2 separate regions of the Homo sapiens genome follow, and region 2 is linked to region 1. Evidence: read pairs that join two places in POLR2A ChIA-PET (ENCODE). Cell type or tissue: PC-9. All regions are shown on one strand. Each heading gives the region's core, and the rest is flanking DNA. Links, peaks and the distances in the headings are about the cores only. Region 1 overlaps LINC02505 (long intergenic non-protein coding RNA 2505). Region 2 holds the start of LINC02616 (long intergenic non-protein coding RNA 2616).

Region 1 (5,397 bases), core at 263-5,262:
TGGTAATAAATACATTGAAATGATGCTTTAATAGATATATTTATTTGAATATTCTTATTCACCTGTATTAATTCTGTCACCGTGCAATTATCTTACCAAAAATGTTGTGACAATTCACATTTCCACCAGGGATATATGAAATTGCCTATCATTCTGTTTCTCACATACATCATTATTCTTACAACAACATGTACTACCAAACAATTTTTAAAATCTGATACTTTAGAAATGGTATATTGTTGTTACTTTAATTTATAGTACATTAGTAGGGGGTTGGGACAGCCTAGTATGTATTTATTGGCCACTGGAATTTTCTCATCTTTGAATTTGTTTTTAAAAATCTTTGCTCATTTATCTATAGGGATTTTTCCCCCAGCTTCAGAATTAATATCACCTTTATGACTATTCACTCTGCAAGAGAGAATTTTCCACAAAATTTATTTGTATTTAATACATTTGATAAGTACCTTTTTTGTATAACTTAATATTTTTTTCTAAAAAATCTAATTTATACTTTCTGACTTTTTACTTAATCACAGAAATTTCCTGTTTCTAGAATATATTATCAGGACCTTAGATTTTCTTGCTAACTTTGTTATTGTTTTATCTTCTCTAGACCAGCAATGTCTGAAACGTAATGCTAGCCACAAATGTGAACCATATATGAAATTTTAAATTTCATGTCAAATGTATTTTTTAATGTAAAAAGAAACTAATAAAATTAAATTCAATAATATATTTTATAAGCCTAACATATTTGAAATGTTATTGTTTCCAACACAGTCCTTATAAAAATTATAAATTAGGTATGTATCTTTTTTTCTTTTTTTTATTTTATAATTATTATACTTTAAGTTTTAGGGTACATGTGCACAATGTGCAGGTTAGTTACATATGTATACATGTGCCATGCTGGTGTGCTGCACCCATTAACTTGTCATTTAGCATTAGGTATATCTCCTAATGCTATCCCTCCCCCCTCCCCCCACCCCGCAACAGTCCCCAGAGTGTGATGTTCCCCTTCCTGTGTCCATGTGTTCTCATTGTTCAATTCTCACCTATGAGTGAGAACATGCGGTGTTTGTTTTTTTGTTGTTGTGATAGTTTACTGAGAATGATGATTTCCAATTTCATCCATGTCCCTACAAAGAACATGAGCTCATCATTTTTTATGGCTGCATAGTATTCCATGGTGTATATGTGCCACATTTTCTTAATCCAGTCTATCATTGTTGGACATTTGGGTTGGTTCCAAGTCTTTGCTATAGTGAATAGTGCCACAATAAACATATGTGTGCATGTGTATTTATAGCAGCATGATTTTATAGTCCTTTGGGTATATACCCAGTAATGGGATGGCTGGGTCAAATGGTATGTATCATTTTTTTCAAACTGAGCATTTAAAATGTCATTTGCATTTTAGAAAACACATCTCAATTTGCTTTTCCTCAATAGCCTCATATGGCTATTGTAATTTAGTTAACCAATATGCATACATGGCTACTGGTTACTGTGTGGGAAAGTGCATGTCTAGAATATTTTTTTTTTTTTGTGGCAAAGATGACTATAACTTATTTCCTTTTAATTTACTGACCTTTGTAATATTTTTACATATTATCTATTCTTTTTGACAGATCTATTTTTAAGTTCTTATGTCAGGAACATTGATTTGAATATAATAGTTTTAAAGTATATTGTGATGATAGATAAGATAAGCACCCCCTTATTAGTCTTTTTTATCCAAGTTTTCTTGGGTACATTTGTTTGTATATATATTACATTATATTTTCTTATATTTTATGTGTATTCATTGTAATTACACACAAGTAATTTAAATTTTGGAAATTGTATAGAAAAATAACATTTTTATACTTACCTTCTATCCAGTAACTTTGCAAAATTTATTTATTAGTTCTAGTATATTTTTTGTAAATTCCCTGATATTTTTACCTAGATGACCATGTTTTATATGAAAGAATTTTTTCTTCTTCTTGTAAAATCTGTATGTCTTTCAATTATTTTTCTTGTCATATTGTGCTTGCTAGAACCACTACTATAATGTCAAATAGAAGAGATAGGAGAAAACATTCTTGTTTTGTTCTTCATACAAGAAGGAAAGCATTAAGTCTTTTACTGTAAGTACGATATTTCATAAATGCCCTTTATCAGGTTAAGAAAATTTTTATTCTTTTTTTGCTATACATTTTATTAGGAGTGGATATTACATTTTCTCAAATGTTCTTTCTGTATCTATTAAGGTGATATGAATTGTATTTTTAAAGTTTCAAATGTAGTGAATTTTACTGATTAATTTTTTCCATGTTAAATCACCCTCTCTTTCCTGAGATAAATCCAATTAATGGTTTTGAAGAGCTAGTATGTTTTAGAGATGAGTTCAAGTTAAAAAAATTTAAAAATCTTAATACCTGACTTGGAACTAAACACAGTGTAGAGAACATAATTACACAGATGCACTACATGCTAAGTGTATGCTATATAAATTATTGCAAATATGTCAAAATGAAATAACTCATCTTAAAGAAATGTTTCTCCAGTATAGTCTCACCCATCATATACATTGACTCAAGACAGGAAATGTTTTTCTTACATCAGCAATCTAAGTCAATAGGAATAGCTCTATTATACTGCCAAGTATAATTCTATATAGACCTAATATTTTTTAACCTTACATTCTCAGTCAAATGCTGGTTTGTCATATTTCATAGACATTAAAGATTTTCCCCTAAGAAAATGTTTGCCTACAACCCTAAAAATAAATAGCAAATTAAGAAAAATGTACCCTAAAAAAACTTCTTACCTTTAATTAAAGACAAACCTCACAAATCATGAAAAGTCAAGAAATAAACAGTTTTCCAAAAGGCCCTGGAAAATATACCAACTAATCCTGATTAATGTCATTAAAGTTAACATGGAATACATGAGATTTTATGCACTCTGCATGTATGGCAAAAGATTTTCCTCTTTCCAGAAACATTTCAAATTGTGTGAGTTTTATCCTATACTAGGAGGTTACTTCCACAAGCTCATTAAAAATTAAGGAATAGACAGTGCCATTTTTCAGTGCGATGACTGACATTGCAATTTCTTATCAGTGAAAATTACTTCAGCATCTGAGAATACAACCTCAAAATGTTTATGAGCCAATGTGGAACAAAAGTTAGATTAAGAGAAGTTATATTTATAAAGGATTGCCTGAAGGATAAACAATTCATGCATCTCTCTAGGAAATCTCAAGTTTAGTTTCTGGATAACTCTTAAAGCCAGAAAGCTGCACAATTTGACTACATTTTTTCACCCTATAAATTATTGCTTTTACTTTGGCATTCATGTAAAAAAAAGTCTTACTGTAATTTCTATTGTAGGGATATAGTTGAGGTCACTTATTTAAATAATGGTACACAGAAGATTTTTGTCTCAGACCATTTCTAGTAAGTTTAATTATACTGAATAACTAACATTTTGTCTGTTTGTTTTAAGGGACATGCTAGTCTTATAAAGCATAGTTCTCTCTTGCTTTGGCAATTGGTACCATTAAAGTCAAATTTCTTGCCGACTTTGAATTATTAAGCATAGCTCAATGGCTTGCCATTCTGTGCATAGCACACTTTGAATTAATTTCATGATTTTTCTGTTATTATCTTTTCCCTCTGATTATTTCACCATCATGTTATTTTCATTTCATGCTTTTTGATAAATATCTTCAATTTTTTTAAATGAAACAATTTGTTAATATGAAAAATGCTTCAGAATACTTGGAGTTTTAGGGACATGGATAAAGCTGGAAACCATCATTCTCAGCAAACTAACACAGGAACAGAAGACCAAACACCACATGTTCTCACTCATAAGTGGGAGTTGAACAATGAGAACACATGGATGCAAGGAGGGGAATATCACACACCAGGGCCTGTCAGCGGGTGGGGAACTAGGGGAGGGATAGCATTAGGAAAAATACCTAATGTAGATGACGGGTTGATGGGTGCAGCAAACCACCATGGCACGTGTATACCTATGTAACAAACCTGCCCATTCTGCACATGTATACCCGAACTTAAAGTATAGTAAAAACAAAACAATACAAAACAAAATTCTACACATAGACAAACTTTAAAAGTCAAAGAACAACCATAAAGGCACAAAACTAATAAATTTTTATGGTGGTCAAGAAAAGGGGACAGACACAGAGAATGGAAGTCTTCTTTGCCAGGTACTACTAAATTGTTTTCCTTGGTGAACAAATAAGAAGTATGGTACAGAGAGACGTGAAATGGAAGAAAACTGAAAGTAAGCTGTACCCAAACAATTTGCCTAGATTTTATTCTGCTGCTTCAAAAGTAAAAATAGCAACGCAACCTGGGTTTTCCCCACACAAAAATCTTTACATTACCTCCATTTTAAGAAGAATGATGGTAAATATATAGTTGCCTAAAAGGATATAGAAATTCAAAGCATTTGTTCAAAATTAGTTGTTAATATATTGAGCTGCTCTTCTCAAACATCAGAACTTTGGAGAGTGTGACCATGACTACGTCCAATGATAGAATTGTTTTAAAATGCAAGAAAATAAAACAATTCAACAATCAAATACCTTGTACCTTTTGTATAGCTTGTGGTTCAAAGCACATTGTAAGATCAACTCAGATATGATTTCTTGGTATACTTAAGTCAGTTTAATAATTTATAATTAAAATTTAGATATCTTGTATGTTCACATATCATCATCAATTCAACATCATGTAATTCTCATTGGTTGCTATATTGGTTATCTATTGCCATGTAAATGTATACAACAGACCACTTGGTGGCATATGAGAAGTGACACTTAAACTCACGTGGCTGTAAGGTTTAGCTAATTTGGGCCAGACTCACTCATGAGTCTGCATCAGCTGCAGGTCATCTGAACAGCTTTACTATTATTATATGGACTCACAGACACAAATATATATTAAAAATCGTCTCGTTGTTAGCTGATCTATGATGGCCTTGGCAGAAAGGACTTCAGTGAGCCAGCACAACTCCATGTATCTTTTATTGTCTAGCAGTCTAGCCCTGGCATGTTCAACAATGGCATAGATGCAAAAGAAGCCAAGCCCAATTGGGAAAGCATCTTTCAAACCTCATTTTGGTCACATTTGCTGATTTCCTACTAACCAAAGCAAGCTACGTGGCCAAAGTTAAAGTCATAGTAAAAGGACACTACAAAGTTATGTGGGGAAGAAAACAGATATAGAGGAGGGTGAAAAATGAGGGCCATTTTGCAATGGTTGCACCATAGAGTTTTATTCTAGCTACTTTACAGGACTGGTGGATGATACAGTCCATGGTCTCATAGGATTCATCGTTCCAGTAATACATAATTTGCTAATTAATATTTAC
Region 2 (5,397 bases), core at 108-5,107, 400 kb before region 1:
TTCCTGTCTTCTTCTGAGCCCTCCAAACTGTTCCAACTTCTGCCTATAACCCAGTTCCAAAGTTGCTTCCACATTTTCACGTATCTTTTCAGCAGCACCCCACTCTACTTGTACCAATTTACTGTAATAGTCCATTTTCATGCTGCTGATAAAGACACACCTGAGACCGGGCAATTTACAAAAGAAAGAAGTTTATTGGACTTACAGTTCCACACGGCTGGTGAGGCTTCACAATCACGGTGGAAGGCAAGGAGCAGCCAGTCATGTCTTACATGGATGGCAGCACACAAAAAGAGAGCTTGTGCAGGAAAATTCCCCCTTATAATAACCATCAGATCTTGTGAGACTTACTCTCTATCATGAGAACAGCAAGGGAAAGACATGGGAATTCAAGATAAGATTTGGGTGGGGACACAGCCAAACCATATCACAGTGCTACTATTAACAGGAAGGAAACAACCCATAAAATAAATATGTTCATACCCCAAGAGCTATTTTAAGCCCTTTGAAAATAGAAAATCATTCACTGAATATTTATTAAGCATCAAGAAAAGTATTATATGCCAAGGACCAACGGGAGGACATTGCCTTCAAAGAACATCAAAGCTTAATGGGGGAAATATATTTTAAACAAAAGTGACTAGACAGAAGGTCAGGTCCCATCCATGGTAGGGTGACCAACTATCCTGGTTTTCACTGTCCCAGTTTTTGCATTGGAAGTCCCACATCCTCCAACCCTTCAATCCCAGGCAAACTTGAAACCTGTAGTAGGAGACATTTATTTAAGGATGTCCATGATAATGTTGTTAGAATAGATACTGGTCAGTAAATAATAGATGTCTAATAGATGAAACTGGAGGTTAAATCACAAAAGGCTTCACAGAAAGAAATCTGTATATCAAAGAGATACCTGCACTAACATGTTTATTGCAGCACTACTCAGAATAGCAAAGATATAAAATCAACCTAAATGTCCATCAATGATGAATGGCTCACAAAAATGTGGCATACATAAACAAAATGGAAAACTATTCAGCCATAAAATAGAATGAAGTAATGTCATTTGCATAAACATCAAACTGGAGTCATTATCTTAAATGAAATAAGCCAGATACAAAAAGGCAATTATTGTATTTTCTCACTGATATGTGGGAGCTAAAAAGTTTGGTCACCTAAAAGTAGAGAGTAAAGACAGACAACAGAGAATGGGAAAGGTGAGTCAGGGAGACGGGGAAAGATGAAAAGGACTGGTTAAATGGTACAAACATACAGTTAAATAGAAGGAATAAATCCAATGTTTGATAGCAGAGTGACTATAGTTAACAAAAACGTATTGTACTGGGGTAATGGACACCCTGAATACCCTGACTTGAAATCACTCCATGCTATAAACACATAAAAAAAGTCACACATACCCCATAAATTTGTACAAATTTTAAAAAGAAAGGCTTCCCAGAAGATATATGTAAATAAGCAGCCTAGGAATACAGCTACTATTATCAAGGCAAAAAAGAGAGCCAGGAAATGGATTCTGACCAAAGAATGTCACATGAGGCAAGGAAGTGTTAAATCGTATTCAAATTCAAGGAATTCAGTGGTTCAGTACTGTTGGAACCTAGACTGCATATAGGGAAGAGGCAAGAGTTGCAGCTAGAGTGGTTGGTAGCAGCCACAGTGACAGGACGTTTATGTCTTGCTAAGGATCTTGGAATGCTAAGCATAACTGAGTGACAGGATTGGAGCCTGAGATCAAATCTATCTAAGACATCTCACTCTAACAGAGTGGAAAGGGGACAGACTGGGTGACTGGTGTGTTATAGTTCTTTGTTCCCCCATAGATTTCCTGGACAGCTAAATAGGGCTTGAGTCAATAATTTTTTTTAAGAAGAAATTAAGCATAAAACCAAACCAAACCAAAACAAGAAAACGACAATGGCAATAGGCATAGTGTTGTGCAGCAGATCTCTAGAACTAATTCATTTTGGTTAACTGAAATTTTGTACCTGCTGAATAGTAATTCCCAGTTACCCCCTCTTTTTAGTCCCTAGTAACTACCATTCTACTCTCTGCATTTAAGAGTTTTACTGTTTTACATTCATCATATAAAAGAATCATACAGTATTGGTGTAAGGTTCTTGTATCAGTTCGAACACCAAGAGTGCGCCAGCAGACAACACAAGGCAGTGTGGAGCAACATGCTGTTTTTTTTTTGTTTTGAGACGGAGTCTCGCTCTGCCGCCCAGGCTGGAGTGCAGTAGCGCCATCTCCCCTCACTGCAAGCTCCGCCTCCCGGGTTCGCGCCATTCTCCTGCCTCAGCTTCCCCAGTAGCTGGGACTACAGGCTCCCGCCATCATGCCCGGCTAATTTTTTGTATTGTTAGTAGAGACAGGGTTTCCCCCTGTTAGCCAGGATGGTCTAGATCTCCTGACCTCGAGATCCGCCCGCCTAGGCCTCCCAAAGTGCTGGGATTACAGGCATGAACCACCGCGCCGGGCAACATGCTGTTTTAATGAGCGCCTGGGTGCAGGCGGGCTGAGGCCTAATGGCGTCAGCCCCCAAGTGAGGAGGGGGCAAAGGTTTTATAGTCTCCTGGAAACAGGAGGTGTCCTATTCTGAGGTAACTGCTACGTTGTACCTGGATGGCCTCTTTCTCTATCTTCACGGGTACGTGTCTTCCTGCCAGGGTAGGTGTCTTCTTGCTGGCTCTCTTCCTGCTTCTGCTACCTTGCTGACGCACGCTGCTGACGCAAGTGGCCTTGCGTCTTCCGGCTGGGCCTGAGAAGGGAGGAGTTTTTCATCTACTTAAGCTTTCAGGCCCGGGAGAGCTTAGAACTGGCCCTTCTGTGTCTCATTTATTTAACTTAGTATAATGTCCTCCGTGTTCCTTCATGTTGTTGCATTGCAGAATTTCCTTTTTTTAAAGGCTGAATAAAATTCCTTGTCTGTATATACCACATTTTCTTTACACATTTATCCATCAATGGACACTTTTCCACATCCTGGCTGCTGTAAATAATGTTGCAATGAAAATAGGGGTGCAAATACTATCTCTTCAAAATCTGAGTTTCAATTCTTTTAGATAAATACCAATCAGTGGGATTGCTGGATCATACAGCAGTTCTATTTTTAAGTTTTTGAGGAAACTCTATACTATTTTCCGTAGTGGCAGCACTATGTTACATTCCCACCAACAATGTACAAGGGTTCCAGTTTCTACATAACCTCACCAACATGTATCTTTTTAATAATGTATTTATATTCATCAATGATACTCTATTGTACACTTAAAATTTGTTAAAAGGGTAGATCTCATTTAAATACTCTTACTACAATGAAAATAACAATTATAAAAAACACCAAAAATATCCTAGAGAGGTGGAATATATATAAATATATATATATATATATATATATATATATATATATATATATATACTTTTTCCAATTAGGTTTTGATAAAACCAGTTGATACTCTGGACTCACATTTAAAATGTTACTTTCATGATCACTCAGCATATTGTGGGAGATAAAATCAGCAATTTCACCCACATAGGCACACACCTACATGTACACCCAAAATGGCCTTGGCTGTATTAACGTTTCAGTATCACCAAGATCTATCAACCTACTAGCCATGGCCCTATAGAAACTCAGAGATCAGATGCTGGTGTGGCTTACAGGAACTCTGGAAGTTCCACTAACCACATGGCATCCACAGTGTCATAAATATCTGGCAAGGCCCCTGACAAGGTCTATGTCAGGGAAAACCTTATGTAGATATCATGTCACATCATTTTAATTTCTTCTAGCGTTTTCTCCCAAGTTTTTCTCTTCTCATCACCATGACAATGCCTGTTGAAAAACTGAGTCAAAAGCAGGATTTCCAAAATGTATCTTTCCTGGGATTTTTATCTTATCGTGTGCCTTACAACTAGGTAGGCTGAACACAGCCTATGTCCCATAATGGCATCTTTCAATCAGTTATCTAGACTTTGCCTGCCAGACTAGTGAAACAATCTTCCCTTTTCCTTATCTGTATCCTGCTCACAGGGGTGGTTTAGGATGGACAGAAAGATAAACATAGACCTACACACTGGTCTGAGTCACCTTTTAAAGTGATTACCTGGGAAGATACGAAATCTTCTAGGTAGACTTGTGGTCTCTTGGCTTCATGGAGAATGTGAATGGAAGCAAACTTCTACCATCTTAATTCACTCTACTTCTGTTGAATATCAGGTTTTTGTAATACCAGCCTTCTGCAAACTTAATATTTTAATATCTTTTAAATAAAATGAGTTGAACTCTTGAGCTAAGAATAGAAAGTATCAGGTGTCTTTGCAAATGTTTTACAAGAGTTTTATGCATAGGCTATACACAGTATTTTCAAAACGTGACCCTGAAGCAATGTGACTGTTTCCCAGGCATAGGAGCTGGGTTCCTTTCCAGGGAGCATTGCCTCCTGTGCAACAGCCAGCTCTTCTCTGAGGATACTCCCATCAGGTGAGACTTATGCAGAACTCAACCATAGCACATTCTGGAGCTGATGTCTGCATGTCTTCAATGGCAGCAAAGCTTAAGCTCTTACAGGCAGACTTGGTATTTGTAAACAACCAAAGGTCATTCATTCAGAGCCATTTTAATTGAATGAGAGGTGACTGTGGAAAAGAAGGCTATGTGTGGTTGATATGTAGATGAGAGTCTGATGCAAAAATGGTTATCGTATGTTGCCTCTAAACCGTCTCTGAAGACAATTTGCAAAGATGAACTGCATATAAATTTTGATAAGTATGACAGTATAGAAATGAGCACAATGTGTCTCTATGACTCTTTGTAGGATACAATACTTATGTTAGTGTAAAATCCAGGCATATATGGTAAAAGTATATTTTGCGTCTTCATAGATACTTTTATGCTATGTTGGCCATGGGGCTCTGTGATACTTTATGTGCTTGCTTTCTTATTAGTACCATCCAGCCATGGTCCTTTTTAATCAAGGAAACTAGACTCATACGTCCAAAGATCAGGAAATGAATAGAATCAGTGTAAACTCATTTTAAAGAGAATAAGCCAATTAGCATTTAATTGGATGATTTAGAATCTGAATCAGGGCTCATTAGATTAGTATTTATGAGCATGGGAGGTTTTGCATAATTGCTGTATAATTGTGATTCTTGCTTTCTACGATGAAAGAAAAGTGAAAGATTTCATTATAGTCACCTTCAAGGAAAGAAACATTTTCTTTTCTTTTTTTTTTTTTTTTTTTTTGAGACAGAGATTCGCTCAGTCGCTCAGGCTGGAGTGCAGTGGCGCGATCTCGGCTCACTGCAACCTCCACCTCTCAGGTTCAAGCGATTCTCCTGCCTCAACCTCCCAAGTAGCTGGGATTACAGGCACTG

Evidence for each region. ChIA-PET counts read pairs that join two places held together with the same protein. Peaks named below come from ENCODE experiments on the same cell type or tissue, not always from the same donor. Only the 100,000 strongest peaks of a DNase experiment are listed, where the experiment ranks them.
Region 2: POLR2A ChIA-PET joins it to region 1 with 5 read pairs; 2 of 35 experiments call an interaction of 5 or more read pairs at or near these places.

What each region holds. Positions count from the first base shown.
Region 1 is chr4:36,602,556-36,607,952 of GRCh38, reverse strand. The region is part of intron 2 of LINC02505 (long intergenic non-protein coding RNA 2505); the gene reads left to right. Among named protein-coding and RNA genes, the nearest start is that of LINC02505, 37 kb to the left of the region's middle. In PC-9, for the core only: no CTCF peak of the experiment used is centred there; no DNase peak of the experiment used is centred there.
Region 2 is chr4:36,999,135-37,004,531 of GRCh38, reverse strand. It overlaps LINC02616 (long intergenic non-protein coding RNA 2616), which reads right to left and starts at 2,753. Exons shown (of 2, transcript NR_134669.2): 1 at 2,637-2,753. In PC-9, for the core only: no CTCF peak of the experiment used is centred there; a DNase peak (open chromatin) is centred at 2,741; H3K4me3 peaks cover 2,422 bases; H3K27ac peaks cover 1,585 bases.